Regions from separate parts of the Mus musculus genome. Here regions 1, 3 and 4 are each linked to region 2. Evidence: chromatin loops called from intact Hi-C (ENCODE). Cell type or tissue: heart. All regions are shown on one strand.

The links. A loop is a pair of places that touch in the nucleus more often than their neighbours do. Peaks named below come from ENCODE experiments on the same cell type or tissue, not always from the same donor. Only the 100,000 strongest peaks of a DNase experiment are listed, where the experiment ranks them.
Region 1: it touches region 2 in a loop (6-fold over the local background); 36 of 42 quality-filtered maps call a loop at or near these places.
Region 3: a loop joins it to region 2, with 2.9 times the contacts of the local background. A loop is called at or near these places in 2 of 42 quality-filtered maps.
Region 4: a loop joins it to region 2, with 2.2 times the contacts of the local background. A loop is called at or near these places in 6 of 42 quality-filtered maps.

The regions. Positions count from the first base shown.
Region 1 is chr1:127,007,744-127,015,743 of GRCm38, forward strand. No RefSeq gene overlaps it. Among named protein-coding and RNA genes, the nearest start is that of Gm41945, 13 kb to the right of the region's middle. In heart, a CTCF peak has its summit at 4,310 (motif pointing right); no DNase peak of the experiment used is centred here.
Region 2 is chr1:127,456,109-127,464,108 of GRCm38, forward strand. It overlaps Mgat5 (mannoside acetylglucosaminyltransferase 5), which reads left to right. Exons shown (of 18, transcript NM_145128.3): 14 at 3,728-3,874. Gm41947 (a long non-coding RNA gene) reads right to left here. Exons shown (of 3, transcript XR_001779393.2): 2 at 7,636-7,762. Among named protein-coding and RNA genes, the nearest start is that of Gm41947, 19 kb to the right of the region's middle. In heart, a CTCF peak has its summit at 3,096 (motif pointing left); a DNase peak (open chromatin) is centred at 2,973; H3K27ac peaks cover 675 bases.
Region 3 is chr1:127,379,691-127,387,690 of GRCm38, forward strand. Mgat5 (mannoside acetylglucosaminyltransferase 5) reads left to right here. Exons shown (of 18, transcript NM_145128.3): 7 at 3,231-3,302; 8 at 5,078-5,239; 9 at 7,653-7,822. Gm51746 (a long non-coding RNA gene) reads right to left here. Exons shown (of 6, transcript XR_003948718.1): 6 at 7,766-7,844. Among named protein-coding and RNA genes, the nearest start is that of Gm23734, 8.6 kb to the left of the region's middle. In heart, a CTCF peak has its summit at 4,467 (motif pointing left); no DNase peak of the experiment used is centred here.
Region 4 is chr1:127,101,701-127,109,700 of GRCm38, forward strand. No RefSeq gene overlaps it. Among named protein-coding and RNA genes, the nearest start is that of Gm41945, 81 kb to the left of the region's middle. In heart, no CTCF peak of the experiment used is centred here; no DNase peak of the experiment used is centred here.

The sequences.
Region 1 (8,000 bases), 450 kb before region 2:
AGAAAATTCTGTTCTAACAGGATGGAACACATTTTTCAAAAATCTCTACAGAGAGACAACTTCACAAACAAATAGGGTAACATGCAAAGATGGAAACAAGAAAGGAATTGATAAGGTGACTTGTGGTTTTTAAACAGACCAATGACAGAAGACATGGATTACCTACAACCATGAATAAAATTATCATAAGAAGTCCTGTAGCAAGAATGTGGCTATGGACATGCAATAAACTCAACAGATTTGAGGCTCTGGAACACTATAAAATTAGATCTAAGGGAAGGAAGGAAGGAAGGAAGGAAGGAAGGAAGGAAGGAAGGAAGGAAGGTGAAGAAAGAAGAAAGGAAGGAAAGGGGAGGGGAGGGCAGAGGAGGGGGTAAAAGAGATGGGAGGGCAGAGAGAGAAAGAGAGAAGAGAAGAGAAGGGGAGGGGAGGGGAGGGGAGGGGAGGGGAGGGGAGGGGAGGGCAGGGGAGGGGAGAAGGAAGAGAGTAGGAACACGGAGAGAGAGAGGAGAGAGAGAGAGAGAGGAAGAGGAGAGGAGAGGAGAGGAGAGGGGAGGGAGAGGAAGAGAAGAGAAGAGAAGAGAAGAGAAGAGAAGAGAAGAGAAGAGAAGCGAGAGGGTAGAGAGGAGAACTGGAGAGAGGGAAGGCATGAGAAGAGGGAGCTGCCCAGTAAGTTCCTGAATGAGTCGGAACACCACCTGGTTCAGCCAGTTATTGAAGGAAGATGCTGTTTCCCTGCAATGCTGACTCCATACTCCCTTCCCCCATATCTTCCTGTCAAGGGGCAGCCTGATTAGACAGGAGGGGGAAACCTGCTTATTCCAGCCCATCCTCTCTCTTCAAGGTAATGAGTTTTCTTAGGGAGACAGTTGTTCTTGGTACCCACCCTGGGACCGGGTCTTTTTTACATGGGGAGGGTAGGCCCACCTGCTCACGTGTTATAGGTTAGGGTTGGGGTGCATATGACTATGGATGTACCTGCCCAGTCCTGAGCCACCTCTATAACTATTCTTGCATGAATGTGGATATTCTTAAGAGATGCTTGTGCCCTTCTCCTTGGCTCGAAGATTATTGAAACAATGGACCTTAAGGAATTGAACCCCCTCCATCAAGAAGAAAAAGTCTGAAGCCTGGTGTCATCCTGAGAAGGGACTTGTCTCCCAGAAAAACATCCCACACTGTTTTCATTTACTCTTCTTTGTCTGGGCTCTCAAGTCATTCTGAGGCTACGTGAGGAGAGGAGAGTTGAGAGAAGGTCCCTGGCCTTCTGGAAAACTCCCATGCTTTGCTTTCCTTTTTTAAATGGCTCAGTCTTTAAGAGCCCTTGCTGCTCACCAGAGGACCAGAGTTCAGTTCCCAGCTCCCACATTGTGCAGCTCACAATCATCTTGAACTCCAGCTCCAGGAAATTCAATAACTCCTGGCCCCTTAAGATCCACACTTGCAAAGTGCATGTATTACACATGCACACCCTCTCACATAGCCAAAAATAAAGTAAATCTTTTTTTTTTTTTATGATAGCAGAGAAGCTGTGGTGACTGGCTCAGTCGATGAAGTGCTTACCATGTAAGCAAGTTAAAAAAAAAAAAAAATAGATGGAGAGACACATGCCTGTAACTGCAGTGCTAGGTAGAGATGGGATGGTAACCAAAGCTGGTCAAATCACCAAACCTGTGATTTGACCACCAGGGAAAGAGACTATGTTAAGAATTAAAGTGGAAAATGACTGAGAATATACCTAAGGTTGACCTCTGGCCTCCATGTACACACACACACACACACACACACACACACACCACTTACAAAGTTGTGTAGCTACACCCATACAGAGAAGGCTCAGTCCAAGGTTGGCCTCCCATGGCTGGCTGGCTCTGAAGCAGATGGCCCAACAGGCCTCTCTTGCTCTAGTCCTTCTGCCGCTGGGTACCATCAGGACCTGGACACTCAGCTGTCTTTACAGCACAGGCAAGTCACTGAAGTTATTTAGCCTCCTGTAGACCTGGGCATCCAGAGAGGTGGAATTGTTTCCCTCTAAATTGTTTTCTGCTGAATCAAATCCTACTTCACACTCTGGGTCGGAGAGCTGCCAACCCAGCGTGTCCATCACTTCTGTTTTCTGCTTGAGTTTCATTCACAGTCAGTCTGCCGAAGGTCTGGGAAGAAAGAAGGAAGTGCTGATTTTTCAACTGAGAATAGCTCAAATTACCAGGGGACTCCTTGGTCAACCTACTGTTCCTGCAGACTTCAGGCAACCAGCCTGGTGGATGTGTTCTATTTCAATTATCCCCAAGGAAACCTTCCTTCTCAGGTGACAGCAGTAATAACCACTTTCCTCTCGGATGCTGTCCACAGCCAGGTCCAAAAAGAGCCAGGCAATTCTGCAGCAGGCTCTTCTCTGAAGAGCTTGGGCCAAGCTGCTATATTCTAGTCCTGGGATCATTTACCTGAACAATTTCAAATCACAAATTAATTCATTCCCAGGGCTGGGGAGATGACTCAGCAGGTAAGAGCCCTTGCTGTATATGCACGAGGACCCGAGTTTGAACCTCTTGTATCCACATGAAAAGCCAGGCTTGGTCACATGCCTGCCTGTGACCCTGCATTGGGGATGGAGACAGGAGGATAGCGGGGGCTTCCTGTCTGTATTAGTTACAGTTTTATTGCTGTGAAGAGACACTAAGACCAAGGCAACTCTTATAAGAGAAAACACTTAATTGGATCTGGCTTACAGTTTCAGAGGTTCAGTCCACTATCATCATGGCAGGAAGCATGGCAGCATGCAGGCAGACATGGTGCTGGAGAAGGAGTTGAGAGCTCTCTACTCCTTGATCCACTGGCAGCAGAAGGGGACTGTCTTCTGCAGGCAGCCAAAAGGAGGCTCTGATTCTACAGTGGGCAGAGCTTAAGCATAGGAAACCTCAAAGCCCACCCTCATAATGACACACTTCCTCCAACAAGACCACACCTACTCCAACAAGGAGTAGTGCCACTCCCTGTGGGCCAAGAATTCAAACACATGTGTCTATGGGGGCCAAACCTGTTCAAACCACCACACTGGCTATCAGCCTATTCCAGATTCAATAAGAGACAAGGTAGGACATGATAAAACAGGACATCTAATGTCCTTTTGTAGCCAGCACATGTGTACACACACACACATATATACCTTTAATGCAGTTTCTCATGTTGTGGTGACCCCCCCCCAACCATAAAATCATTTTCATTGCTACTTCATACCTGTAATCTTTCTACTGTTATGAGTCATACCATAAATATCTGATATTTCTGATGGTCCTAGGAAACACCTGCGAAAGGGTTGCTCAATGCCCAGGCTGAGAACCATTGCTCCCCATTCTTTTCCTTGCATACTCTTTAATACTTCAGTCACAGTACAGCTACCCCAAAGTCTTCTGTAAGTCTGCCCTTCTGTCATAGCGTTCTGATCTGGTTTTGCTCTTTGCTCTCCACTCAGCATTAACTGCTTAATCCGACCCTGGCTTCCCAGTAGTAATTCCCATGGTTCCCACACATGCATATTCAACTGCAGTCAAGTTCAGTGATTAGCGAATGGGGAAAGGAGATTAGCAATAAATCAAAGTCTTAAGGAAACCATTTGTAGCTTATAAGAAGAATGCCCCCATATGCACTGTATTTCAAACGATATTTACATCTGCTCTTGTAGTACAGGACATGAAGTGTAGCCGGATCAAATGCCATTGATCTGGGAAAGACAATAGAAACATAGTGACTCTCAGTGGGCATGTGTCTCTGTAGTGCGGTGTTCTACTTTCACATCTGTTGCTATGATAAAATACCTTGGATAAAAAGCAGTTTAATGAAAAGGGGCTTATTTTAGTTCACAATTCCTGGTTACAAAACATCCCTTCGGGGACATCAAAGCAGCAGGAACTTGAAGCAGCCAGTTACATCACACTCATAGTCAAGAACAGAGAGCAATAAATCAATGCATGACTGTGCTCAGGTCACGTTCTCCAGTTCATTGACCTACATACACATACACACAATAATAATAATAATAACAATAATAATTAATAATAATAATTCAATAAGAGAATTTGCATTGCTCAATGTCAGATTCTCTAGTACCTATTTTGACTCTAGAGCTCATTAATCCACAAAGCATAGGAAATGTATAAAAATTTGCTACCCATTGCATTCACTGGCAAGGACTGCTATAACAAAATGCCACAGACAAGCTGAGGAAACAACGGAAAAGTATTTCCTCGATGTTTTGAATGCTGGGAATCCAGGAGTTAAGTTTCTAGCAGTTTTCACTCTGACTCTTCCTCCAGCCTGTAGATGGCAGTCTCCTCCCTGGAACCTGTGTTCTCACTCTTCTTACAGAGGTAACTTGTCTTGTTGCTCTACTTGACAAAATCAGTTTAAGGTGGGAAAGGTTTATTTGGTCTGGCAGTTTGAGGGCACAGTGCATCTTGGTGGAGAAGGCATGGCGGCAGGATCGTGAGGCAGCTGCTCACACTCTATCTGCACTCCGGAAGAAGAAGGCGGAGGGGAAAGTGACCAGGCCCACATTCAGTGATCTGCTTCCCCCAGCAAAGCACTGCCTCCTGAAGATTCTACCACCTTCCCACATGGTGCTACCAGCTGGGAACAAGGATTTGAACATGTGATCACAGGACATTTCACATTCAAACCACGACATAGGAAAACCGAATGCATGAGATTAGAGGTTATAACAACGACTTGATTTGACTTCGTTGTCCCCCATAAGGACTTCAGCTCCAAATAGTCTCATTCTAAGAGACTCAGTGTTAGGATTTCAGGGCTAGAGATGTGGCTCACTTGGAAAAGTGCTTGCCTAGGACACACAAAGACCTGAGTTTGATCCCCAGCACTACATTAACCAGGCATGCTAGCATACATCTATAACTATAACTAAAACATACATCTGTAACTACAGCACTGGTCAGAAGGAGGCAGGAGGTCAAGGTCATTCTCAGCTACACCAGAAGTTCAAAGCCAGCCTAGGCTAAATGACCCCCACCCCACACTGTGTGGATGTGTGTGTGTGTGTGTGTGTGTGTGTGAGAGAGAGAGAGAGAGAGAGAGAGAGAGAGAGAGAGAGATTGATATGAATGGGAAGGATACAATTCATTCCCTAATGTCCCCCTTTGTATATGAGGCTACAAACCCAGAAAAACTCAACGTATCAGTACTACATTGTATGGTCCAGGCAGGACTCGAACACAGATCTATATGACTCGCAAGTTTCTATATTCAATTGCTATATAATGAGCAGCAGTTAACCCCATTCTCTCTGTCCATTTCTCTTCTATCACAAGATACCCCCTCAAAAGACCTGATTTCCTTAATTGATAACTTCTACTTTTACCTTGTGACCAAGAGCTTGTCTGTAGCTCTGAATAAACCAGTTTGCTCACTTGAAGTTCAGATCTAGGCTAGAACTCATGGCACTAGCTGAAACCTAACCTGCTGATTTAAACATCTGTGGCAGATAATGCCAGTTCCATACCCTCCCTAGCTTGGCATTTCTGTTGCAAGGCATGGCCTACCAGGTCCTAAGGTTAATACAAGGAGACTTCCCAACAATACCCATTCTGTTAATTAACCCCAAAAGTTTACACAGGCCAGATCATCAACTTCCTGTCAACACTTGGCTCTTAAATCTAACCTAAGTCTAACAGGTGTTCTAACAAACCACGGCACAATCCACACTGCATGTTACAGCAGACTTAATTGCTCCAAATTCTGGGAGTGCCCCAACTATTTACTCTGAATAGCTAGCTGCCTTTCACTACTTTGTCTCTTGATAACATTCAATGCCATTGACCATTGACAGAATTGAAGGGGCGGTGGGAGCCATGACAGTCAACTTTGCCACAAGACTGCTTTCTTTCCCTAGAACCAACAGCATTCTGGGAATGATAGGAACTCTACCAGGGACAGGCTGAAGAGATGGTTCAGGGATTACATGCACACACTGCCCTTTCAGAGAACCCGTATCCCAAGCACCTTTATCAGGTGGCACACAGGTGCCTGTGACTCCTGCTCCAGTGCATTACTGATGCCATCTTCTGGATGCCATAGGCACCTGAACTCATCTGTGCACATAATTACCACAACACACACACACACACACACACACACACACACACATGATTTTTAGAAATAAATACTTCAAAAGGCAACATAGCAACGAAATGAGTCACGTGTATGTCTCCTTTACTCCCTTCTTTCTTTTTCTTTTTTGTCCACCTAATAATTTGAATTTAAAAATGTCTCAGAATGGGACAGGATTTTACCCAAAATCTAGAGAGGTGGTACTGTGGGCAATAAATTCTCTTGTCAGCCGTACTTGAAAGAGCAGCATCTGGGGCTTGGGACAAGCAGCAATGTATGTCACTAAGTGACCCGGACTAGCAGGTCATTCTTCAGTGCCAGAATCGTGAGGAAGAAAGGCTGCAGGAACCAGAGAAAAAGGAGATGGAGTAGGTGAACCCCAGACGTCCTGAGCAAGCCATGGTTTATGCCAAGCAAGCTTATTAATAAGTACAGCAGTATATATACTATTCCCAGGGGAGAAGTGGGCCGTGTCAAAGGAAAGCTATATCATATAATGGGAGTAAGTTGGCTAATCAAACAATGTTGCAAAGGGGAACATAGACTATCTCCTGGGTGTCAGAGACCAGTGGCCTTGGAACCAATAACCATAGCTTCTTATCGTGGGAAGAGGTGAGTTCTCAGGATCTACAGCTCCCCCCAGAGCCCTGTTCCCACTGGCTCTGCCAAGAGTATTCCTGATTTTAGAGAAGGAACCTAGTTGTGACCCTTGGGGAAAGCCTTGTATCAGGATCAGCCTAGCCGTCCACAACTGAGCACACACAACCAGTTCAAAGTTGCATGTGGCTCAGGTTGAATGGGTGCAAGAGGTCTTTGATTATCCATTGGGGATTTTCCATTGGGTGCAGTGATTGCCAACCCACTGAGATAGAGAGTTCAAAACACCAATTCTTCTTTCCATAGGCACATAACAGGAGCACATGCCCTGCCAGGCATACAATACCACACACACACACACACACACACACACACACACACACACACACACACATAAATCAAACATAAAATTGAAAACTAAAGTAATATCCTTTCATCTCTCTATTAAAAATTGGAGGAGGGAGAAATAAACAATGGAGACCCGTAGCTAATACCAGAGCTCTCCCCAGCAAATTACAGCAGTGAGCTCACTTTCAGAGGCTTCAAGGCCAATTTTAATAAAATAAACAAAGAAAGGAATTATGTAAATAGAACTCACACACAGAGAGACTGACTTGGGAGGTACCAACGGGAACTAACCCAGATGTTCATTCAGGCTTGATGTGCCCTTGCCAAGCCCTTAGACCGTGCGTTCATAAACTCAGCTGCTCGTTCAAGACCTCTGGGCTTAATGCAAATTAATTAAAGTGCCATGCAGCTCATTTGACCATTATTGAGGTTTTAAAAATAATTAAGTGTGAAGGCAACTGATTAAGCCCTTTCTGAGCTGCTGTAGCTGTTTATGAATTATATAAGTTCCATATTAATGAGAGTCCTCAGTGACTGCAGATTAGCTGGGGGATATTCATTAAGAAGGAATGAAAGGTGACAGGAGCTGTGACATCCTTTTGTTTGCCACTCTCTGACAGCTTTCGGGGAGCTCTAAGTGAAGGCAGAAAAATAATACACTTATAGCATTTTACAAATAGGATAATAATTCCACCCCATCAGATCCTCCCACTAATCCTGTAAGGGTGCCAAGCTGCCACTATTCTCTGTCTTGCAACAAAGAGGGATGAACGAACGAATCAAGTGGTGCCACAAATAAGGGAAGGGGTGAAGTCAGATTCCCTGGCTGGCTGATTCCTGGTTCAGGGTCCTTCCAGAATGAGAGCTTTCTCTGTTACTGCTGCAAGAATTCCTTCCCCGGACAGATGCAAGCAGGCCCCTCCTCCTAAGGT
Region 2 (8,000 bases):
TGTAGGTGTATATGTATATACACACATAGGTATACAGGTGTGTGATATAGTACTTCCCCCTATATGTGAGTCTCTGGGTTTAAATACCATTGCATAAAAAAGTAATTAATTCAAATGTCTGAAGCTGAAATAACTGTTGGTGAAGTGCTTGTCTCCAAGCAGGAGGACCTGTGTTTGATCCCCCAAAATCCACATCTAAAACACTGGATGTAGTGGTACTCACTTCTAATCCCAGCACTGGGGAGATGAAGGCCAGTGGATCCCTGGGGCTCACTGGCCAACCAGCCCAGCTGAAATAGATAGACCTTATCACAGAAAACAATAGGAAAAAACTGAGGAAGACACCACTCTGACCTCTACACACACATACATCCATGCGCACATAACCACACGCATGCATAATAGATGTGAATGAAACTGAACAAACCCAGTTCAGCTAAGCCAGGAATGGTTAAAAGAATCTTCATTGGCTCACTAAGGGTTAAAACAATTCTCTTTTTTTTCTTTCAAAACAGAGAAAAAAATCTCAGTGACTGTGTCAGGGTGCCCCATTCCTTGCTATGAATAAAACATGTGCTCCTTTGTCTGATCTTCCTTGTCATAATTTTAATTTTGGAGCCTGTGATCCTTCTATTTAGAAACACTCATTGGTGGAATTGGAGTTGTGACCATGGAGATGGCTGACATCTAGAATATCCTTGTTAAACTCTGACCTTCTGAAGAGCAGGCTTAAGCCCATACAGTATGGCCAATTTCCCATGGAATTATCGAACCTTAGCACTCGAATGGTTTCTTCCTCCAGTCTTTGTGCATGTATGTATGTGCATACACAGGTATGCAGATGTGTACAGCCATGTGAATTTGTGCTGAGGCTGGAAGACGACAGCGGGTGTCCTGCTCTACAATGCTCTGCCTTATTCCCGTGAGGAACCTGGAGCTCAGCCGGAGACCAGCAAGCCCCAGCAGTGTCCTGTCCCCACCCACACAGTACTGGAGTTGCAGGAGCATGTGACCACACCCAGAGTTTTACCTGAGTGATGAGGATTCAAACTCAGGAACAAGTAGTGTTGCCCACCAGGCTCTCTCCCCAGGCCTGGTTGCTTTCTTGTCTTGCATTTCTCTCTTCTGTGGTAAAGAAATTTATAGGGGTATAGTGGAAATAAATATGGGCTCCTCAGAAAGAAAGGAGACAAGAGACAGAGGTCGGGGAAGGAAGGGAGGGAGGAAGTGCTGCAAGTAGGCACAGTGATGGATCAAGAGAAAGGGCAAGGGGACATGGTGAGGTGTGTGAAAGACTGTCTGTGGGCAGAAGCTTCTGAGTGGAGATGCTGAGTTCTCTCTACCTAGGCTGCGCTTATTCAACTCTTAGAGATGCTATGCGACCTTCATACATGTGCTCCATTGTGCTGTCACAGGTAATGAGTACATAGGAACTAAGGGAAAATTGCTTACTGACAGCTGATAGAAAACTGTTATTTCAGTGTTTCAAGGACATACGTCAGTGCATGTCACCTTAACTAGTGTGACAAGAAAACTCATTGCTAAGAAATGGTGTGGCGTTTGCTTAAGAGTCCTTGACAGATGGTGATTGAGGCTTGGGGAGCTGTTGCAAAGTGTTTAGTGCTGCATGTATGTATGCATATGTGTGTGTGTGTTCGCATATATGAAAGCAGCTACATGAATGCCACACTGTGCATGTGAACATCAGACAAAAACTTCAGGTCTTCATTCTCCTCCCCAATCTTGTTTGAAATGGGGTGGCTACTGTTCACCATTGCGTATGCCCAACAAGCTAGCCTTCAGGCTCCAAAGGATTCTCCCATCACACTGTAGGAGCCTGGGATTGCACATACATGCTCCTGCATCCAGCTCTGTCGGGCTCTGGGGATCTGAGTTCAGGTTGCTGATGCTTGCACAGCAAGCACTTCTTTGCCCACTGTGCTGTCTCCCCAGCCCCCTCAAGTGTTTATGTGTACTGAGATACTCTGGGCCAGGAGGGCCTAGGAGTTGGTGCAAATTATTATTCAGATATAATTAAACTTAGGTCACATTTGAGTTCATCAAGCAATAGCCGCTCATCCTTTATTTAGTAGATTCAGATTGGTTGATCTAAAAGGAGATCACATGGCCCACCAGGATTCTCTGTTGGAATGGCTAAGGCATGTGCTGCTCCCATCTCTCCCAGGGTTGTTTATGACAGTGTAGGGTTAAGGAGGCTATCAGCACTCCTTGGCAGACACAATGCTCAGAGGTGGAGAAACACTCTGGGCTCCAGCATCTCTCCTTAAACCTGCCAAGACCCTGCCTGTCTTGCCTAGCACCTTCTTCTTAGAGTCGAAAAGAGCCAGAGTGCCTGATGCAGTCCTGTGTCCGCAGCTGTTAGGGTCAGGTCTGGGCCCTGGCAGCCCTAACATGCACGGCAGGCTCAGCCATGTTTCCTCAATGGGTCAACAAAAGAGGTCAATGGCAGTGAAGAGCAAAGAGAGTTACATTGTAGCCACACTGGGGAGAGAAACAAAGAAAGAGGTCTAGTGCCTCCCAAGTTCATCTTTGGAGTTCTGACACAGCGAGGACAAGCAGTGTTCCCACCACTACCACCCCTGCCAGGCCAGCACCAGACAACTCTTCTCCCAGTGTGAGACTCAGGGGAAATCCCAGTTCCGTGGGGCTCCTGGTTTCTATGTCTGGTTGCCAAAGGGAGGGGCACTAATGTCTCTTTATCTCTAAAATATCTTCATTCCAGCCTGAATGGCTACATTACTTGGTGGAAATGACCTGGGTCTTTCTGAACACGAGAGAGCAAGGAACCTCAGCATTTGCCACCCTACCTCACACCCACCAGGCACGAGACACCCATGTCCCCTTGTCACTTGGTGTGTTTAAGACTTGGCTTCTGCGTGTGGGCATAGAGAGCCAGGATTGGACCCTGCCTGGTGACTGCCACTCACAGCACACTGTCCCCTGTACCTGGTATGCACAGAGACTTGCATTTTGTGCACCTTACAGACCCTTGCCTGAGCATCCCTTTGTCCCAGCAGCTTCGGGCCACTGTGGGCTTTCTAAGGACCGTTAGCTTGTTTCTGCTGCCATCTACCGTCCATCTAGGGAAACTTGAGGTTTTGCTAGCTTGGGAGGGAAACTGGGAAATTGCAGTTTGAAACCTCTGCTCCCACAGAAGAAAAAGCAAAACCAGCCAGCTAGTGGTGTCCCCAGTGAGAACGCTATCATAAAACCCATGTTTACTGACCTCCCAAGGTCGAAAGCAGTTTCATTTGAACTGTAATCAAACCGCCAAGTGACCTTTCTGTTCCTGGCCCCCAGAGTCCCTGAAAGAGCCTGTTGTTCCCTGCTTGAGTGAAGAAACCTTCTGTTTAGTTAAGCAAGTGTTTTTCTAGTTATGTCGCCTGCTGAGTGACAGAAAGAGGATTGTTGGGTCCTGGGTTTTATTGTTGGTTTTGATTTACACTCTTGCCCTCCCTGCCCCTCAGTCCCTGACATTTTTTTTTTCACATCAGAAAAGGAGATGGGAACAAGGCAAGTTCCTTTGCAGGCCCTTGCACATGTTATTCTGCATATCCTGGTATACGCCCCTTCTCTTTGTCGCAAGTCACCCACCTGGAGATCTAAGACCCCTGCAAAACATCAGAGGCAGCCACAGAAACAGACCGCAGGAGCTGAGAGGCAGTCTGACTGGTATCTCCATGTGATGTCTTTTCCTGTCTTACAGCTGTTCGTTGGGCTCGGATTCCCTTATGAAGGCCCAGCTCCCCTGGAGGCCATCGCGAATGGATGTGCTTTCCTGAACCCCAAGTTCAACCCTCCCAAAAGCAGCAAAAACACAGACTTCTTCATTGGCAAGCCAACACTGAGAGAGGTGAGTATCTCTTTTATGCTTCTGGGTTTGTGTGTGCATATGGTCCTCCTGTGTGTGCATGCATGCACACATGAAGGTATGCACACGTGTACAGACATGCATGTGGAGGCCAGAGGTTGAAGTGAGTGTGGGGTCTTCCTCCCTCCATCTCCACTTTATCCACTAAGCCAGGGTCTTTCCCTGAACTCAGAGCTCACTGATTTGACCACTCCGGCTCTCCAGCTTGCTCTGGGATGTCATGCCCACCCTGCATCTTTGGCGTGTGTGGAGGAGTTCCACACAGGTTCTCATGCTCACACAGAGAGCTCCTGTCCTTTGAGCAAAGCCTCCAACTCCCACCCTAACTCTGCTTCTCATGATCCTGGGTGTCCTGGTCTAATCCCATCTAACAGCTAGAATGAGTGAGGAGGCCACGGGGAGTGCTTGCTCGCCTCTCCACTGTACCTGGTGAAGAGCGAAGGAACTGTGTCCAGTGATTACTTGGAGAACATCAGCCTCAGAGTTAGAGACGTGGCTTAGTCAATAGTAAAGCACTCGCCATACACACTAGTTCCCTAGAACTCAGTAAGAGGCTAGGCATGATTGCAGACTCTTAAAATTCCAAAACTGAGGAGGCAGAGACAGGTGGATCCCTGGGAGTCTAGTTTTCTTTGTGAGTTCCAAGCTGATGAGAGACATTGTCTCAAAAACACAATTAGATGTGCCTGAACAACACCCAAGGTTGACCTAGTCACTGTAGGGGTATGTACACACACACACATACAGAGAGAGAGAGGGTGGGGGGAGAGGGAGAGAGAGAGAGAGAGAGAGAGAGAGAGAGAGAGAGAGAGAGAGAGAGAGAGAAGAAGGAGGAGGAGGAGGAGGAGGAGGAGGAGAAGGAAAAGGAGGAGAAGGAGAAGAAGGAGAAGAGAAGAAAGAGGAGAGAGGGAGGAGAGAGGGAAGAGAGAGGAGAGAGGAGAACATCAGACCCCAGAGACAAGACATCATAAATGATGAAAGCTGTGCCTGAGTCTTTAGCCCACCCTCAGCCCACCGTGCTGACAGCCTGTCCCCTCACGGCCAGAGCCTGTCACAGGAGCCTTGTTCCACTTGCCTTTGCAGATGCTCTTGAAACCTGCGGTGGGTGATGAGTCACCCTGGAGCAGTGCTGGGATTCATTTGGGGCGATAAGCATAAGTCATTTACAGCTCAGTGTGGGTGATGAGTGTGGCAAAGGCGAGGAGGATTCTGTGTCTGAACAGACACAGGTGTGTGCAAGATACCATGAGATTGGCTTCCTTGTTATGTCTGGGTACTTAGTGACTCTCCTGGCTGCTCATGCATGGGACATTAAAGCAGGATCCCTCGGGGCCTTTGCCTGGGAAATCACAGCGTTGGAAACGCCTAGTGTGACACAGCAGCGCCTTCTCTAGAACATTCATTTTCAACTCCGTTGCTTTCTTTCCCCTCTGGGTTACTTTTCTGACCTTGTACCCCAAATAGTACATCAAATGTAACTCTTCCCTCTGTCTCCTCCACATTTGATCTGTGGCAGTCTTGATGAGATATCTACCTAGATCCTCTGCCTATTTTTTAAATGGGGTTTGTTCAGGGTGTTTTGCTATGGAGTGATAGACACTCCTTAGGTATTTAGGGTACTAACCATCTAGCAGACATAATTTGCAAATACTTTCTCTTCCTCTGTATGTTAGTGACTCTCTTGGTGCATAAAAGATTTAAAAGTTGGAGCTGTGGAAATAGCTTCAGTCGTTTACATGCTTTCACACAAGCAGGAGGATCTAGTTCAGTCCCTAGAATACCTAAAATAAAATAAAATAAAATCTAGGCATGAGAGCACTCCCTTGTAATCCTAGACCTGAAGGGAAGGAGATGAGCAATCTGGGGCTTGCTGGCCAGCCAACCTAGCTCTCTTGGCTTGCTCCAGGCTAGGAGGAGACCCTGTTTCAAAGAACAAGAGGAATGGCCCTTGAGGAGTAATCTGAAGTTGAACTCTGGCCTCCATATGCAGGAATACACACATACACATGCATAGATACACCTACATGCACACACGCACTAGGGGACACTCCTGAACATGCTCTACTACCTCATGCCCAGGGAATGGTGTCCCATGACAGTGCCCAGGTCAGCCAGTATTGAAGACGTGCACATTGTCCTCCATAGTTGCTGTCATCCACCCATGTGACTGTGCTGAAGGTGGGGAGGGCAGAAGAGACCCTGAAGTACCCACATGGGCTGCACCCACATGGGGTGGTTCTGTCAGCCCTTAAATGAGCCCACAAGCAAAAGAGAGTGGAGAGTCCCGTCAGTGGCTGCACATATGACCTCATCCAGATGACCCCCTAGTGATCCCACAGGAGTCTAAGACCCCAGAGGGAGTGGACAGAAGCTGAGCCTGTCCACACACAGCCTGTGGTCCTAGCTGCTGTACTGGGGTGTAGCAGAGTGCTTCCCATTTTTTAGTAGTTCCATATCTGTTCTGTTCTGCAAGCATGAGAGAGCGGCTGCACCATCAAGGTAAATGATAGCTGAGCAGGGCCGGATGGAGACAGAGCCTCCTTGGTAGAATGCTTGTCTAGCATGCAGAAGCTCTGGGTTCAATCTCCAGAATACCCAGGATGGGTGTGGTGGCTTACACCTGTAATTCCTGCATTTTAGAGGTGGAGGCAAGAGAGTAAGAACTTCAAAGTCATCACTGGCTACATAGCAAGTTCAAAGCCAGCCTGAAATGCATGAGACCAACATGAACACTAAGGGGTGAGAGGGGAGTCGCGCAAAGGAAGCCTATTCGGGGATAACTGAAAGGGCTTGGGATGGGCTTTAAAGAGAAAGGAGAAGTGGGAAGTTCTAGTGTGCTTGAACAAGGGAGAGCCAAGGTTAATTTGCCTCATACTGAAGAGTAACATCTAACAGCTTTGAGGGGGAGTGGTGACCTTGATCTTGTGGCAAAGAGGCTCACATGCCCTGCTGTCACAGCTCTCAAAGGCCTCCCTATCCCCTTAACCAAAGATGCTTTTAATTAGAAAAGAGCTGCCTACAAGTCTACAGATTTCTAAGTCAGAAACCGCTAGAGTATCAGTTCTTAACCTGTGGGTCTTGACCCCACAGGGGTCACATATCAGATATTTACATTATAATTCATAACAGTAGCAAAATCACAGTTATGAAGATGAAGTAGCAAATAAATACTGTTATGGGGGATGGGGGGTCAGCACAACATGGGGAGCTGTATTGAAGGGTTGCAGCATTAGGAAGGTTGAGAGTTTCTGGTCTGGAGGGAGCTGAGGAGCGGCTCAGGGGTTAAAGCACTCAGTATTCTTGCTGAGAACTGGGGTTCGGTCCCAGCACCCACACCCAGTGGCTCATAAACACCTGTAACTCCAGTTCCAGGGGATCCATGCCCTCTCTTGCCTCTCTGGATACCAGGCATGTATCTATTCACTACACATACATGCAGAAACTCACACATACACATTTAACAAACAAACAGATAGTTTTAACACTTCAGGCACAATGGCATATGCCACGAGCATGAGGAGGCAGAAGAAGAAGGCAGAGAGCAAGCAAGAAAGCTAGTGCTTGCTCTCCCTCCCTCTCCTTCCCTCTCCTTCCCTCTCTCTCTCTCTCTCTCTCTCTCTCTCTCTCTCTCTCTCTCTCTCACTCCCTCCCTCTCTCTCACTCCCTCCCTCCCTCTCTTTCTCATACACACACAGACACACACATACACAAACATAAACACACAGAGAAATGATCTCTCTTACCTCAACAGATGAGTAAGTTGCACGTAGTACTATATGGTCTTTGAATCCATTCAATGCTTTCTTTTATACTGCCTTTCATACACAGACATTGATCAAGGTCGGTTGTCTTCATTTCTCTTGGCCTTAACTTGAAGGAAAGGGGAAAACTGAGATTCCAAAGTGCTAGTTTACCTTTGTGTTTTTGCATCAGACCACATGTTCAAAGCATATTGGCTACTCAGGGCAGAGAAGAAAGACCCAGAATACCTTGAGGAGTGGAATTGTTTCATTATACTTTAATATGAATTAGATTTTTATCTTTATCCTGGGGAAGCATATTAATAGGAACCTATTAAGGGAGCACAGAGTCTCCTTGGAGGTTCTAT
Region 3 (8,000 bases), 76 kb before region 2:
AAATTTTTTTTGTTTTCCCTCTTATTCCCACAGGATAATTGGTTTACATATAATTTAATTATTCCATCAACTAGTTATCCCATCCTTGCGGTGGAAAACAACCTCAGCCCACTCTCCCTTTGTGGGTTAAGGTCTTTATCTATTTTTCCACCATTCCAATCTCATGCAGAGCTGAAATTTCTGCCTAAAAGCTCAATTGGACCACTCTATTTTCCATATTTGCAGAGATGTCCTTGGAGGCAGCAAAGGAGTAGCTAGTGATTTAGAGAAAGAAGAACTAAGAAAAACGGTCAGCTCACAAAAGGAATTACAGCCTTGAGAGTTCTCAAGTGAAGTCCTATTCTAAATCACCTTGGACTGACTATGTTTTCATCAGAGTGAGACCTGAGGGTGGAGGGATGTGAGGGAGGGCATTAGCCATATCCGGGCACACCACAGTTGGTGGTGGTTTTCTTTATTCCTCGTCTTGCTTCATCTTTTCCTATTATATTCTTCATGGGGAGATATTTTTTTCTTATCCTGACAGGTTCCTATATAGGCTTCACTTATCCAGGGACTGTGGAGATGTCCTGTCAGTCAGGCATCTGCTGCTCACACAGGAGGATCTGAGCTGGGCTCTCCAGCACCTACATAAGCCGCTGACTCCAGGGCCTGCACCTGCAGCGCTAGAGCAGGGCAGGCAAAACAGGTGGCTCCCTAGAGCTTGCTGCCCGGCTGAATGAATGAGCCCCAGGTTCACTTACAGAAAGAAAAGGGGGGAGGGGGAGGGAGGGGGAGGGAGGGAAGGAGAGAGAGAGAGGGAGAGAGAGAGAGAGAGAGAGAGAGAGAGAGAGAGAGAGAGAGAGGATGAAGAGTAATGGAGGAAAACATCCAACATCAACTTCTATCATCTGCATGCATGCACATGTGCACACATCTACATATACAGACACACAAACAGGGAAACATACATATATCACATAACAAAGACAATTCAAGTGGGTGAGGATAAAAGTAATTTTTAAAAATGAACTTAGTTGTGTATTTATTTGTAAGGGTTCTTGACATCATGCTGTGTGTGTGTGTGTGTGTGTGTGTGTACATACATAACACTTACATGCATGGCTGAAGGTCTAGCAGTCAAGCCCAGGACCCATCTGAAGCTTTTGTATTATAAATCTGCTTCGTAGGGATGTTTTATTGAGTCCATTTACTAAAACTGAATTGGTGCCAAGTGAATCAGTCTGGCCCAAGAGCAGGAAGCACGGATGTGTGTGGCGTCCCTGGGACTGGCTGAAACGCTGGGCTTAGTCAGGCTGCTCTTCTGCTCCCTTTTCCTGAGCGGTGGAGCTGTGTCTGGTGCCTTTCGTAGTCACCCTGGTGAAGGTCCACGGTGATTTAAGCCGTGGGCCTCAGGCAGCTTAGTATTCTCTCTTTTTATGAGTGAAGGCATTGCACTTTCCCCAGGGGGAGAGTTTCTGAGTAAGCGCGGTCACTCACAAACAGTCACCCAAGTCTAATTTTACTCCACAAGAAGGGGGAATCTTGCACTTTCCCTGCCACCCCTGAAGCCTTGCTGCCCTGAGCTCAGCTGCTTTCTCACCAACAGCAGATGGCTTTATGCAAATATGGCCAGTTATTTTCGGTCACAGTAAATACCACCTCGCATTATGAGTAACTTCTAGATTACTGAAACTGACATGTTTCTTTGAAAACCTACCCAAACCTGAAAGACAGATTTTCTTTTTTTTCTGATTGATCTGCCAACCCAAAAGACTACAGTTCCCCTGAGTCAGTGACTTCCTAAACGATGCTCCTCTGTAAAATCTTACCTGCCGCCCTAACTGAAGAACAGTGATTTCTGGTGCCAGTTCTTGAGCCATCCTTAGTGATGTTGTATGAGTTAATAAAGGGATAACCATGCCAGCACTGAGATTTTGTAGCTATTTTAGATAAAGAGGCCAAATGTCAGAGTCACCCAATGGATTTCTTGTTTTTCCTTTCCTAGAATTTTTTATTTTAATTTTGCATGTGAGATCAGCTCCCTTGGAAGCCAGAAGAAGGGGTCAGATCCCCTGGAGCAGGGGTTCCAGGTAGTTGTGAGCTGCCCCATGTGGGTGATGGGAGAACTGAGCTGTGTCCTTTGTGAGTTCTTCAGTCTCTCTTAACATCTGAGCCATGCCTTGAGCTCCTTCCTAACAATGATTGCTTAATAATTGCTAATTGCTAATCAATAATTATTAATCAACTATTATTAATTAATCAATTATTAATCTCTGGTAGCTTTTCTTGAAGAAATATATATAAGCCCAGTCTTTCTCCTCCTTCCTTTCTTCCTCCCCCCAACAGTCAGGTGTGTTCAGCCTGTGCCTGTAAGCCACAGATGCTCAAGAGAACTGTGAATGCAAGCTCACACAAAATTATAGACTTGCTTAAAGCATTATGGAGTGTGTGTGTGTGTGTGTGTGTGTACTTTGTAGTTGCCTTAATGTTAGAAGGTTGGACACAGCTTGTGTGCAGACAGACCCTTCTGTGGAAGAACTCTTGTAAGATCACTGAATAGATATGTAATCCATTTCTATTTTGCTGTTGTTAGAGACAGGGTCTCTTGTAGTTCAAGCTGGCCTAGAACTTGTTATATAGCCTAGAACATCTGATCTACCTGCTGTCACAACCTGGGTACTGGCATGACCAGTGTGAGCCACCAGTCCTGCATTACCCATCTTATTTCTTGAGGCAGTGTCAGGCAAATACCCAGAAAACAAACCTTGACTAATTAGCATTAAACTATGGTTTGCATTCCTGATCCTCAAAGCAGAGAATAATTTTTTTTGGCCTGAATGCCATCTGTTCCCTTTAGACACACCTGAGCTGATCACAAATCATCTGTGTCCACTTGCTGAAGGGTACACGGTGACTCCTTCACACTGCCATGCCCCTGCATAAGTGTTCAAATCTTTTAACCTCTTGACAGAGGACACTTCTTCCCTCTTATGGAAGAGTAGGGATTAGTTGAGGAAGAAGTCACTCCCTGTAACATAGAACAGGTTCTTAAGACCTTGGCTGAAGGTTTCTGCACCTTAGAGGGCACCTACATCTGGCAGGAGTTTGGTTCCTATCTGGATAATAATATCCCGTATAAACACCATGTTCCTTGTGCGTTGGAAGTGGTTCTCAGCCCTCTTCTTAGCCGTTTGTGTCCACTGAAAGATGAACCAATATACTTAGTGTTTCTGATTTATCTCTTTCAGGTTGAAAATTGGTGTCCTCGTTTACCTTGGAGAGCAAAAAATCCCTATGAAGAAGCTGATCATAACTCATTGGTAAATGACTTTGGAACTCTTCTTCCACTTGTGCGTTTAGGTCTGATGTTAAGTGAGATACACACAGCACCTTTTGGAAGTGCCAGCTGAAATCTCAAGTCTAGCTGGCCAAATCATACACCGGTTAACGTAGATTTATTTATTGAGCAATTCTCTGAAGGTCCCTAATGAATGGGGCCACAGAGAGGAATGGGCTTCAGTGCCAGATGTGGAGGCCTTGGGTGATCTAATGAGGGGGCTGGCGGTAAATAATGACCAGGCCTGTCACTAGGCTCTAGCGCCTGCTAAGGAAGATTAATGAGGAAGGATGGTCTCAGCTGCGGAGGTCAAGGGAGATTCCATAGAGAAGATGATGAGCTGAATTTAAAAGGACAAGTCGTGTTCTCTGTGCCATTGGGAGAGAGGCATGTCTCCATGGGGAGTCCGTCTTTCATATCATACTGCAAGGTTGGGTGGGCAGGGTCAGAGGTTTGAAGATACAATTAGGAAAATAGGAGGGGACTCCAGAGACCTTTCGATGCTATCTTGAAAGCTGGGGCATTTTCTTTAGACTATAGGTCAGCAAATCCTTCGTTATTTTTTTAATGTTTTGATTTGCATGCATATGTTCTTTTCTGCATGGGTTTATGTACACCATGTATGTGTCGGGGCCCACAGAGGCATGAGGAGAGCATCAAATCACAGATGCACATAGGTGCTGGGAGCTGCACACCACTCTCCTGCCAGAGCAGGCAGCACCCTTAACCACCGAGTCTCCTCTCTAATTAACCCAAAGCAGGCACTTCCTATAAAGGGGCCAATAGGGGTAGAGTGCATACCTAGCATGTCAGAAGCCCTGCGTTCAGTCTGCAACACGGTGGACACTGGACATGGTGGGCCATGCCGCTAATCCCAGTGTTTGGGAGGTGGAGGCAGGAGAATTAGAAGTCATGGTCATCCTTGGCTACATAAGAGAGTTCAAGGCCATCTTGGGCTACCAGAGACCCCATCATGTGCAAAATAATAGGACTAGTGAGATTGGCTCAGCAAGTAAAGGCACCTGCTGCCAAGCCTACAGACCAAAGTTTGGTTCCTGAGGACCCACATGGTTCACAAAGAGAGGCAATGAAGATTAGACAATGATCATTCATTTCTCATCTTATTCTGGAGCAAAGGAGGCCCCCTGGTGACCTCAGAGTGTTGGCTGGCAGGTTGGAGCCAGGGATACTTTTTTCTTAGTGGTCAGCTGCTTAGCAGACAACTCCAAGACACAAGTGCACTTAGACACAGGGAGTTTGTAGGTGCATCGTGTATGCTAATTGTGAGAACTGGACGTCAGCAGAGCTCTGGCTTCCTTTCTCGGTCTCTGATCTCTTAATGATGCCCCCTGTAACAACACATCAGCAGTCAGGGGCCATCGTTTCAACTTGCAGCCCTAGCAACTCTTGCTTATTAAAGTATTTTAATTATACTCATTTTATGTGTGTATGCATGTGTATATGGGCATGTGCTTGCCAGGATGACCATGTAGAGACCAGAGGACAACTTAGAAGAGTCGATTCTCTTCCTTCCACCGTGCGGGTCCTAGGGATTGAACTCAGGTCATCCTCAGGCTGTGGAACAAGAGCCTGTCCCTGCTCAGCCATCTTGCCGGCACCCACCCTCGGTACAGAGTAAAGATGGGCTTTTGAAATCCTGGATTTAATTGACTCTCAGGTTTAAAAACGAAATCATTTTGCTTCCTACTTTTTAATCTTCTGCTCCCTTTGCTACATTTCTTTCGTCTTCCCTGCTAGGCGGAAATCCGTACGGATTTTAACATTCTCTACGGCATGATGAAGAAGCACGAGGAGTTCCGTTGGATGAGGCTTCGGATCCGGCGAATGGCTGACGCGTGGATCCAAGCTATCAAGTCTCTGGCGGAGAAACAAAACCTTGAGAAGAGGAAACGGAAGAAAGTGAGTTTGTTCATTCTGTCCCTTCACGTGCCTGCTTTCTGTTAAACATTGATTTTGCTTGGAAACATCAGGAAAGGAGATGCCATGTGTCAAGTGACATCCCATCGAGGTGGATGAGCTCAGCCTCCTGGCCCCGCCCTGAGGGGCCCGCCTTTTCCCATACTCATGTCTTCCTCTGTCCCCTGTGAATGTGACACAGGAATACACTTCTTCATACATGGCTCTCTGTACGCCACCACCACCAACACACACACACACACACACACACACACACACACACACACACACACGGGATGGGTGGGGGGGTGGATCTTATCCACTATGACTTATTCCTAAGCTTTGGAATGCTTCTGATTTCAGAAACCAGATATGGGGGAAGGGACAATTCTAAACCATGTGCACTGAAACAGTGGCCAAAGACCTGGAGTCGTGGCACACACCCTTAATTGCAGCACTTGAGAGGCAGATGCAGGCATGAATTGGAGCCCGATCTTCAGAGTGAGTTCCAGGACATCTAAGGCTCTGTTAACACAGAGAAACCCTATCTCAAAACAAAACAAAAAAAAACAAAACAAAACAAACAAACAAACAGTGACCACTATGTTAACCTATACATATTTTTCCACAGTAAGAAAAGAATTATATGGTCAAAGAAGAGGGAGGGAGAGGAACAGAGTGGGTGTGGCCAGCATAGACACCAGACTTCAGGACTTCATACCTGTCGATTTGACACTAGAACCATTTACATAGGATGAAATTTTTAATTTAAAAAAAGCCATACCTCACTTTTTTCCCATTGTTTACTTTATCCTATTTTGAATTGTTCATTTTTACTTTATTTTATTATATTTTAGATTCCTGTTTATGAGAGAAAGAGAGGATGTAGACTTGGATGAGTAGGGAAGTAGGAGGAGCTAAGAGGAGGTGCAGGTGGAAAAACCATAATCAGAATGTATTATATGAAAAACATCTATTTCCAATTTTAAAAGAGAAAAAGAATAAAAGTGTAAAAAAAAATCATAAGGAAAATGAAGCAGCCGAGCTGACCTGGTAAACCTCAGTTCTGATGCAAGCTCACGAAGGGGGGGGGGGGGGGGCTGCTGTTTCTGCAGAACACAGTAAATGAACAAAATGAACAAAGAACACTTTGAAAAAAATGTGACACTCTTATCACAATAGTCTTCTTCTAGAGCCATTGTGAACATCAGAGTATAGAAAATGACTTACTGTGTGCCTATCTTTGCAAAGTGGAATTTTCATTGTAAAAGAAAGTAAATAACCAGCAAAAGATGGACGATAATATCTGAAGGTATATAAATACATGGTTATATATATTTATACACACATACACACACACACACACAGAGAGACACACACATGTTTGAATTGGCACTTCCAGTAAGAACCCATAGTTTACTCTGTCTTTGAGGGAAAATGAAGTTGCTAGCCAGGGCCATCGCAAAAGGCTCCAAATAGCAATTACGTAGAGTCCCTAGAGAACTGGCCTTTGATCTGTAATGCTGTGTGCACTAGGTGGGATAAGTGATTCTTGGGGAAATGGCTCATTAAGATCTGAGACAGAAATTGCACTTGATGAGCTTAGGACATCTTCTTCTATCCAAGAGCAGAAAAGCTACCAGAGGCTGCTAGGATCCTGGCCAGAGAATGGAGGTACCCACTGAGCAGGCTCCCTACCGCCAAACTGGGTTGGTTGAATAGTCAGAAACCAAGGTTCATTGAAACATGAAATATGCTTATTTTCATGGAATTATATTTTAAAAGCAAACAAATCTCACAGATCATAATTAGACTGTGCTTCAGCAACAGAATTGAGGGCTGGGCAGAGAACTCAACTGATAGAACTTGCCACACAGCCATGTCCTGAGTTCTCTGCCCAGATCTCACATAAAAAAGCCAGCTGTAGCAGTACATGCTTGCAAGCCCACCGAGGAGCTCCCTGGGACGCACTAGCCAGCCTGTCCAGCCGGTTCCATTTCCTCTGCACTGGAGTTACAGGCATGTACCAGTTGCATCCAGGCTCTAGGGATTCGAACTCAGGACCTCATGTTTGTTGATCAGATTCTTTCCTGATTGACCCAGCCATGTACTCCATTTTTAAAAACCATGTTAATCTGTCTATAACACTCATGACTCTACCAAGAGCAGCTAATGGTTTTATTATTTATCTAAAACAGTGGAAAATTATTTCCTTCCTTGTTTCATACCTTCTTTAAAAATGGCATACCCCATCCTGAGACTCTAGTGGTTTCTTTGGATCTGGCTGACTCTGTTGTGGTATGCACAGGACCTTAGCATGGCTGACTCCTTTGTGGTGTGCACAGGACCTTCACATGGGCTTTCTGAGCATTTTGAGCTTGGCTCCAGAAGTCAGTGTCTCCTCTTTGTTTCGCAGATCCTTGTTCACCTGGGGCTCCTGACCAAGGAATCGGGCTTCAAGATTGCGGAGACAGCATTCAGCGGTGGCCCTCTGGGTGAACTCGTTCAGTGGAGTGACTTAATCACATCTCTGTACCTGCTGGGCCATGACATCCGGATCTCGGCCTCACTGGCTGAGCTCAAGGAGTAAGGAAATTACTTCTTCAATCTGAAAATCAGAATACAAAAAGGAAACAGTAAACTTGTAAAGCCCCTCTGTTAGTGTGCAATTTCTTGTGGAGGGAGAAGGAGAGTGATAATTCGCTAAACAGGCGATAAGAAGATTATTTTCAGGAGCTAAATACAAACACTATGAAAAGGATAA
Region 4 (8,000 bases), 350 kb before region 2:
GAACTCATTATGTAGACCAAGCATGACTGGAATTCACAAAGATCCTGCTGCCTCTGCTGTTTAGCATTTGATGTTTGTGTTGGTTTGAATAAGTATGGCCCATGATAGACTCATGTGCTTGAAAGCTTGGCCCATAGGGAGTGACACTATTAAGAGGTATGGCCTTGTAGGAATAGGTGTACCCTTGTTGGAGGAAGGGTGTCACTGTGTGATTGGCTTTGAGGTCTCTGATGTTCAAGCCATGCCCAGTGTGGCACACAGTCTCCTTTTGCTGACTGTGGATCGGGATGTAGAATACTAACCTACCTCCAGCACCATGTCTGCCTGCATGCTACCATGTTTCCTCCCATGACAATAATAGACTAAACCTCTGAACCTATAGGCCAGCTCCAAATTAAATATTTTTTATAGGAGTTGCCTTGGTCATGGAGTCTCTTCACAGCAATAAAACCCTAAAACAATGGTCAAAAGGGATTTTACCCAGAAGATGAGTTTGAAAGCCACAAATAGATAAAAGAGAACTTTTTCTTTCCTAGAAAGGTTATTCCTCTGGCAGTGACTAACTTGTGTTTAGAAACAAGTTCTCTCATTGACCTGAAACTCCCTGACTCAGCTAGGCTGGCTGGCCTTTGAGCCCCAGGGATTACCTGCCCCACCTCCACAGTGGTGATATTATAAGCATGAACCACCATGGATCACTCTTTTTGAAAATGTGTGTTTGTGTGTGTGTGTGTATGTGTGTGTGTGTGTTCACATCTGTGCAGATGCTGAGAGAGGCCAGAAGAGGACACCAGAAGCCCTGGAGCTGGAAGTAGTAAGCTGCCCAACATGGCTCCTGGGAACTAGGACTCCTTGGAAGAGCAGCAAGTGCTCTAAACTGTAGAGTTCTTTCTCTGCCACCCTGACTCTTTTTATGCAGGCTCTGAGGATCATGTGCAAGTTCCCATTTGCAACAAAAGTAACTTTAGAAACTGGGCCATCCTCCTAAGCCATGATAATATTTCTGAGACTACTGTGTTAATCATAATATTGTAAATCACTGGTAAAGTGACCTTTTGCAACCAGAGTATCTTTGTAAAATGAGGCCACGGATATTTCCTCTTTTGTAATGTCACCTTGCATAGTTCAGTTGAAAATTTAAATCTTTAATTGAAAATCTTTATCATGGGGGATACTCCAACACTGGGTAGATTCACTAACAAAACACCAAATATTTAAGAAATAAGAAAATCAACCTTATATACTCTGCACCAGATTGAAGAACTAAGAATATATGGAATTTATTTAAATTTTTAAAAAATGTATGGGTATGTGTGTATGTGCAGGTGCCTGTGGAGGCCAGAAGATGGTGTCATATCCACCAGAATTGGAGTTACAAGCAGTTGTGAGCTGTCTGAAGTGGGATTGGGAACCAAACTCCCCGGTCCTCTGCAAGAACAGAAAAGTGCTCTTAACCCCTGACCCATCACTCTTGCATACAATTTTAAGGCAAACGTTATCCTGATATTGAAAGCTACCAAAGCATTTTATGAAAGAAAAACTATAAAACGAGATCCCTTATGAACATAGATACGACTCCTTCTTAAATGTTTTAATTTTTTCTTCTCTCATATTTTACACCCTGAACACAGTTTCTCCTCCCAGTCCCCTTTTTCACGTCCCCTGTCTGCCTAGCCCCCCATTCACTTCTCTTCCCTTCAGAAGAGGGCAGGTCTCCCAGGGATGTCAACCAAGCACAGCATCTCAACTTACAGAAAGACTAGGCACCTCTTCTCATGGTAAGGTTGGATGAGGCAACCCAGGGTCTCAAAGGGTCTCAAAAACAGGCAAAAGAATCAGAAACACCCTGCTCCCATTGTTAGGAGTCCTGCAAAAAGACTAAGCTACACACCATAACATATATGCAGAGGGCCTAGGTCAGACCCAATATAGGCTGCTTGGTTGTCAGTTCAGTCTCTGTGAGCCCCTGTGAGCACAGCTTAACTAATTCTGTGGATATTCTTGTGGCCTCCTTGACCTCTCTGGCTCTGAGGTGTAAGAGTCGTTCTTAATCAGCACACTAGCAAACACAACCAATTTGGCAAAATCTCTTCAAGCTAAGACTTGTTTACCCAGTGGCTTGGCAGTAAAAAGATTCTGGGTCTATTTGACAGGCCTGAGTGCCCTCGTATATAATGACAAGTGTTCACAGTAACAGGGCATGCTCATTACATCACTGTTTGTGTTAGAAGATTGGAGACAGCCCAAGTCTCCAACAATAAAGGTCTCATTATATAGATTACTCCATAGTGGACAATGGGACACTGTACAGCAATAATGACAGAAGTCTGTATTGACATGAGACATCTCTAAGTTATATTTGATATATTTCAAAAATCCCAAATACAGAGAAGTGCTTATGTTATTCCTACTGTTGTGTTCCAAAGTGTACAAGTAGGAGACTAGGGAGATGGCTCAGTGTGTACGTGTGTACTAGACCGAGGCCTCTTGAGTTCAGATGCCAGGCATCCATGTCAAAAAGCCTGCTGCAGAAGCACACACATGCAAGGCCTCCTCTGGAAAGGCAGACAAAGGAGGATCCCCAGGGATCTCGGTCGTCAGTGAGCTCCAGGTTCAGTGATAGGCACAATCTCAAAAAACTAGATGAAGTTTAATAGAGGAAGTCACATACAGTCAAACCCTAGCCCACCCCCAAGTGCACACACACACATGTACACACACACACACACCTCACACCAGACTGATATTTCCATTCAGGCTTTAATATTTTTATTTCCCTATCTACTGCCTCTACTAAAAACAAACCATGAAACAGAAATTGGCAGCAGAGAGTTTTCTTCACGTCCAGGCTCAGGTAAATGGGAGTGAAGAACATGTGGCTCAGAGAAAATCTCCCCCGGGGTTTTTAAAGGGGAGGAATAGCCAGGGGGGTTTATGAAACTCTTGGGTAGAAAATATGGAGTTTTGGACATTTTTGTGCTCCCTTGGAAGTTTAATAAGTAAAGACAAGATGTCTTCCAGAAGGCAGCACAGCAAGTGAGAAGGAACTCTCTTGCAAGTGATTAATGTGAACAGGAGCCCTGGAGGCTTCCTTTACCCTGGGTGTCAGTGCTCAGCTGAGGAAAGCCCTCACGCCAGGTTCACCATCTCTCCCTCACTCCTGGTATACTGCCTTAGTCAGGGTTTCTATTCCTGCACAAACATCATGACCAAGAAGCAAGTTGGGGAGGAAAGGGTTTATTCGGCCTACGCTTACATACTGCTGTTCATCACTGAAGGAAGTCAGGACTGGAACTCAAGCAGGTCAGAAAGCAGGAGCTGATGCAGAGACCATGGAGGGATGTTCCTTACTGGCTTGCTTACCCTGGTTTGCTCAGTTTGCTTTCTTACAGAACCAAGACTACCAGCCCAGAGATCGTCCCACTCACAAGGGGCCCTTCCCCCTTGATCACTAATTAAGAAAATGCCTTACAGCTGGATCTCATGGAGGCATTTCCTCAACTGAAGCTCCTTTCTCTATGATAACTCCAGCTGTGTCAAGTTGACACAAAACTAGCCAGTACATATACCATCTCTCCCTCACTCTGGGACACCATCTCTCCCTCACTCTGGGACACCATCTCTCCCTCACTCTGGGCTTTAGGACAATGAGGGAAGCTGCTTTAAAAACCAAGATCAATTATCCCTGAGGAATGACACTTGAGATGGTCATCTGGCCTATACACCCAAGCTGGTATCTTTAACAGCTAAGAGAGCTTGTTGCTTCTACCGAGGACCTGAGTTCAGTTCCTAGAACCCATATAATGTGGCTCATAACTGCCCATAACCCCAGCTCCAGGGGATCTGACACTGTCTTCTGGCCTGCCTCACACACAGGTGCATATCTACACTCAGATGTGCACGCACACACATAAATAATTTTTAAGTTTGTTTTTCACTTCCATCTTTCTACCTGTCTACATTTAATACAATTTCCAAAATGAGGATTCCATCCCTCCCCCTTCATGATACACTATTGTTCCTTTTTCATGTTGGTTTTATTTATAACTTGACTGTTCCAAAATGTATTTAATGTGGTTTTCAGCCAAACAACTATACAACAAAGTTAATGAACCAGAAAATCTGTCTCTACAACAAAGAGAGGAAATGACAAAGCTGGGGGCTGGTGGAATTCCAGATAGAACTTGGTAGCTTGGAGGGTGAGCTCACATACCTGTTCCATCAGCCTGCGTGCCAGTGGATTGGATCTGGGTTGTGAGTCACAAGAGGGAGAGAACCGGTGCTCGGATCTACACCTGCCTGGGGGCTGATTGGAGAAAGCACTGCAGATCCCAGCAGGAAGCATGCTGTGTAGCTAGCTGTGTCATAAATAAAGGAGCCGCTTCAGACACCATAGCCAGCCCAGCCAACGCCATCCAAAAATATCTGCCAGGCTGGGAGATGGCTCAGCAGGGAAAGTGCCCGCTGTGCGAGCGTGAGGACCTGTGTTTGGATCTCAGTGTGGCAGAGCACACCCAGAATCCCAGCACTGGGGAGACAGAAACAGCCCTATTTCTGGGAGCTCAGTGGCCCACCCAATCTAGCCAAATTGATGATCTCCAGGTTCAGTGATAGACTGTCTCAAATAAACAAGTAGGAGGGAGCTGGAGAGATGTCTCAGTGGTTAAGAGCACTTGCTGCTCTGGTCAGTTTCTAACACTCATCTTGGGCAGCTCACAACTATCTGTAGCTCCAACTCTAAGGGATCAAAAGTGCTTTGTGGGCACCTGGGCCCAACCAAGTACACATACAAAGACAGGCACAAATACACACAATTTAAAAATATAAACAAAGGAAAATTAAGGGTTCGGGGTGGAAGAGGAAAATATCCTGATCTGACATTGACTTTAGCCTCTGCGTACACACACCTGAACAAAATACTCTCGTACACACACCTGCTACACACACACACACACACACACACAGACACAGATACTCACAGACACACACATCGAGACTCACAGATACACACACACAGAATCATATCTGAATATAGTATTTTACTGGTTGGTTTAAACAAACAAGCTTTGGAACATTAAATCAGATAGTGAAAGCTAGCATGGGGACAGTTTAGAAAGTAACCGATTGTTCTCCACTTCATGACTGTGCGTAATAGCAGAGAGAGATTGGTATCTGGATCAAGATCTGCCCTTCTGCCTCCACACACATTTCCATTGTCCTTTCTTCTGATGCTGCGTTTTGTTAAACACAACAGACTCTACTTCTCCACCCATCCGGATGCATCTCATTGTCTACTAGAAAAAGAAATATGAATTCCATAAGCAAATTTAAAGCTCTCAGTAGTGAGACCACATACTGTGGACATCCATTATTTTCCACGTAAACTAGCAAAGCTGTGCTCAGCCTAATGGGGTACACTGAGGCAGAAAATTTCCGCTAAAAGTCAGGCTAATGGAAGAGTTTGGTGGACAGCATCAGGAAGGCAATGCATAGCTAGGTTTATAATGGAGCCCCCAACAGGGGAATATTCATTACTTTACAAAGAATGAGTGGCTGTTAGAAAGACCCAAGCAGTCCAGGGAGATGGCTCAGTGGGTACATGGGCTTGATGGCTAGTCTGGCAGCCTGAGTTTGATCCCCAGAGTCCACACAGTGGAAAGAGAGAACCATTTCTAAGAAACCATCCTCTGACCTCCACATGCACACCGTGGCATGTGTGTGCTTACATATACATCATGCACACACACACAAACACAGACACACACAAATACATAAAAGCAAACCCAAAACAGGTAGGATTTGATCATGCTGGGACACAGAGGAATAGGAAGAGGGGAATCTGCCAGTGGGCATGCCAAGGAAGACACACGAGCCAGGATGGAGAATGGAATGGGTTCTTTGATGTAGGATGAGCTGAGTTCTGCTCAGGGCTCTGAGCCTGGCAGGGCTACTGGAAGACAGCCAAGCTCCTTCCCCGCAGCGCTCCAGCTGTCTGGCAACGCTGCACTGTCTGAGGTCCCAGTGGCATGGCAACAGGATGGGACTAGAACTGTCCCATGGGAAGCTCTGCACCAGTGTCAAGCATCGATGAAGACTGATTGGCATGTGACTGGAAGGAGGGGCTTGGATGGACTATGAGAAACTTGGAGAAGGGTTTTCACTTTATTCTGAGGAAGTAAAGCTGGCCATCGGGCATTTTAAACTGTTGTATTTGAGTACTCAGAAAACATCTTTAAGGAGCACTCTTGAAGGAGTCAGGAAGAGAAAGTAGAGAGATGTGGTAGAAAGAGAAAGGGAGGCTGAGGGCAGAAAGACAAGAATTCAGCGATCAGGCAAGTACGATCCTTTGGCAGCTGATCATGATAGAACCTAGTAATGACAGTCAAGCCATTGGTGAGACTCTATGTCACAGAGGCCAGTAAAATTAGTGACATGGATACAAGCGGGCAAGCCAACAAGTCTACAGATTCAGGTAGTAACAGGAAGTAAAGAGCGGGTTGGGGATACAGCTCCATTGGTAGAGCACTTGCCTAGAATGCATGAAGCCCCTGGGTTCTGTCCACAGTACTGCCTAAGCTGGACGAGGTGGTGAATTCTTAGAATTCCAGCACCAGGGAGGTGGGTGCAGGAGATCAGGAGTTCAAGGTCATTTTTATCTACACAGCAAGTTCAAATCCAGCTACATGAGACCTTGTCACAAAACAAGAAAAAAATGAAAGACACACAGTGTGCCACTGAATAAGGATGGGGAAAAGGAAAGATACTCTTCAAGACAAGAAGGAGATGGTTTTGTGATGACTGCCATTTCAATTATATAAGACACCATGTGTGGACCTTTACGTGATCTGGGATTTGTTGATAAGTCCGGCTCTTGATAAAGATGGAGGAACAAGTACATAGGCACTGTCTGGAAGTCACTGACCTAAGTGTCTTAGCTTTCAGCAGTGATAGGTGGTGACTGTCACCACAGGTCATGGGGACTCAATATTACAACTAAAGATGCAGAAATTAATAAGCTAAAATATTATATTTTCCAGTGACATCAGTGACTGGTGGACACAGGACACGGGATCTAAAGGGACAAAGTGTCCATGAAACATGAGGGAGCCTCTCCATAATAAGATGTGCTCAGGGCTGGCTGTCACTGTCTCTGGATTTGTCTCCTGAGCCTTGGAGCTGCTTTGTAAAAGATCTAGTCAGTAGGCCTTCAGAGTTACGAGGAGAGACCACAAGTTTCTACAAGCCTCGTGGATTAGCCAGAGAGATTGGAAGCTGTGAGAGCTTTAAACACACAAATGTTTCTTCATGTCAACAACTTCTCCCTATGTGATACTTGTTGGGTGTGCATCACAACAAGGGCACCTGACTCAGGCCTGACAGCAGGGAGACAGCCCTCACAGTGGAATGCAGAGAGTGCAGGAGCCAGTTAGAAACAGGACTGCAACTCACATAATATAGGACCTTGACTCACACACACACACACACACACACACACACACATTTAGTTGAGATGGATGTGTGAAGTGTGAACACTGAAAGAGTTTTTATTGATAAATTAGGGTCTGCAGAACTGGTTCAAAAGATAAAGTGCTTGCTGTACAAGCATGAAAACCCGACTCTGAACCCCACGCATGACCTATGTAAGAAAAACACTGTGGGGGCAGTACATGCTTGTAATCTCAGCACTGAGAGGGGAAGATAAGGAAATGCTGGGCTTGCTGGCCAGCCAGGCCAGATGACTTTCAATGCTCCAGGTTTAATGAGAGATCCTGTCTCCAAAAAAAAAAAAAATGCAAGGAGAACAATTGAGGGTGATCTATTACCTTGGTTTCTGGCCTTCATTTGCACCGGCATGCATGTATATGGACATCCGTACACACATGTATACACACATATATGAACATGTGAAGACAAGTAGAGATGAAATTAATAAATTAGGCTTGATGAGAAATGAAAACCTTGAGCTGGAAAGATGGCTCAGTGGATAACGCACTTATCAT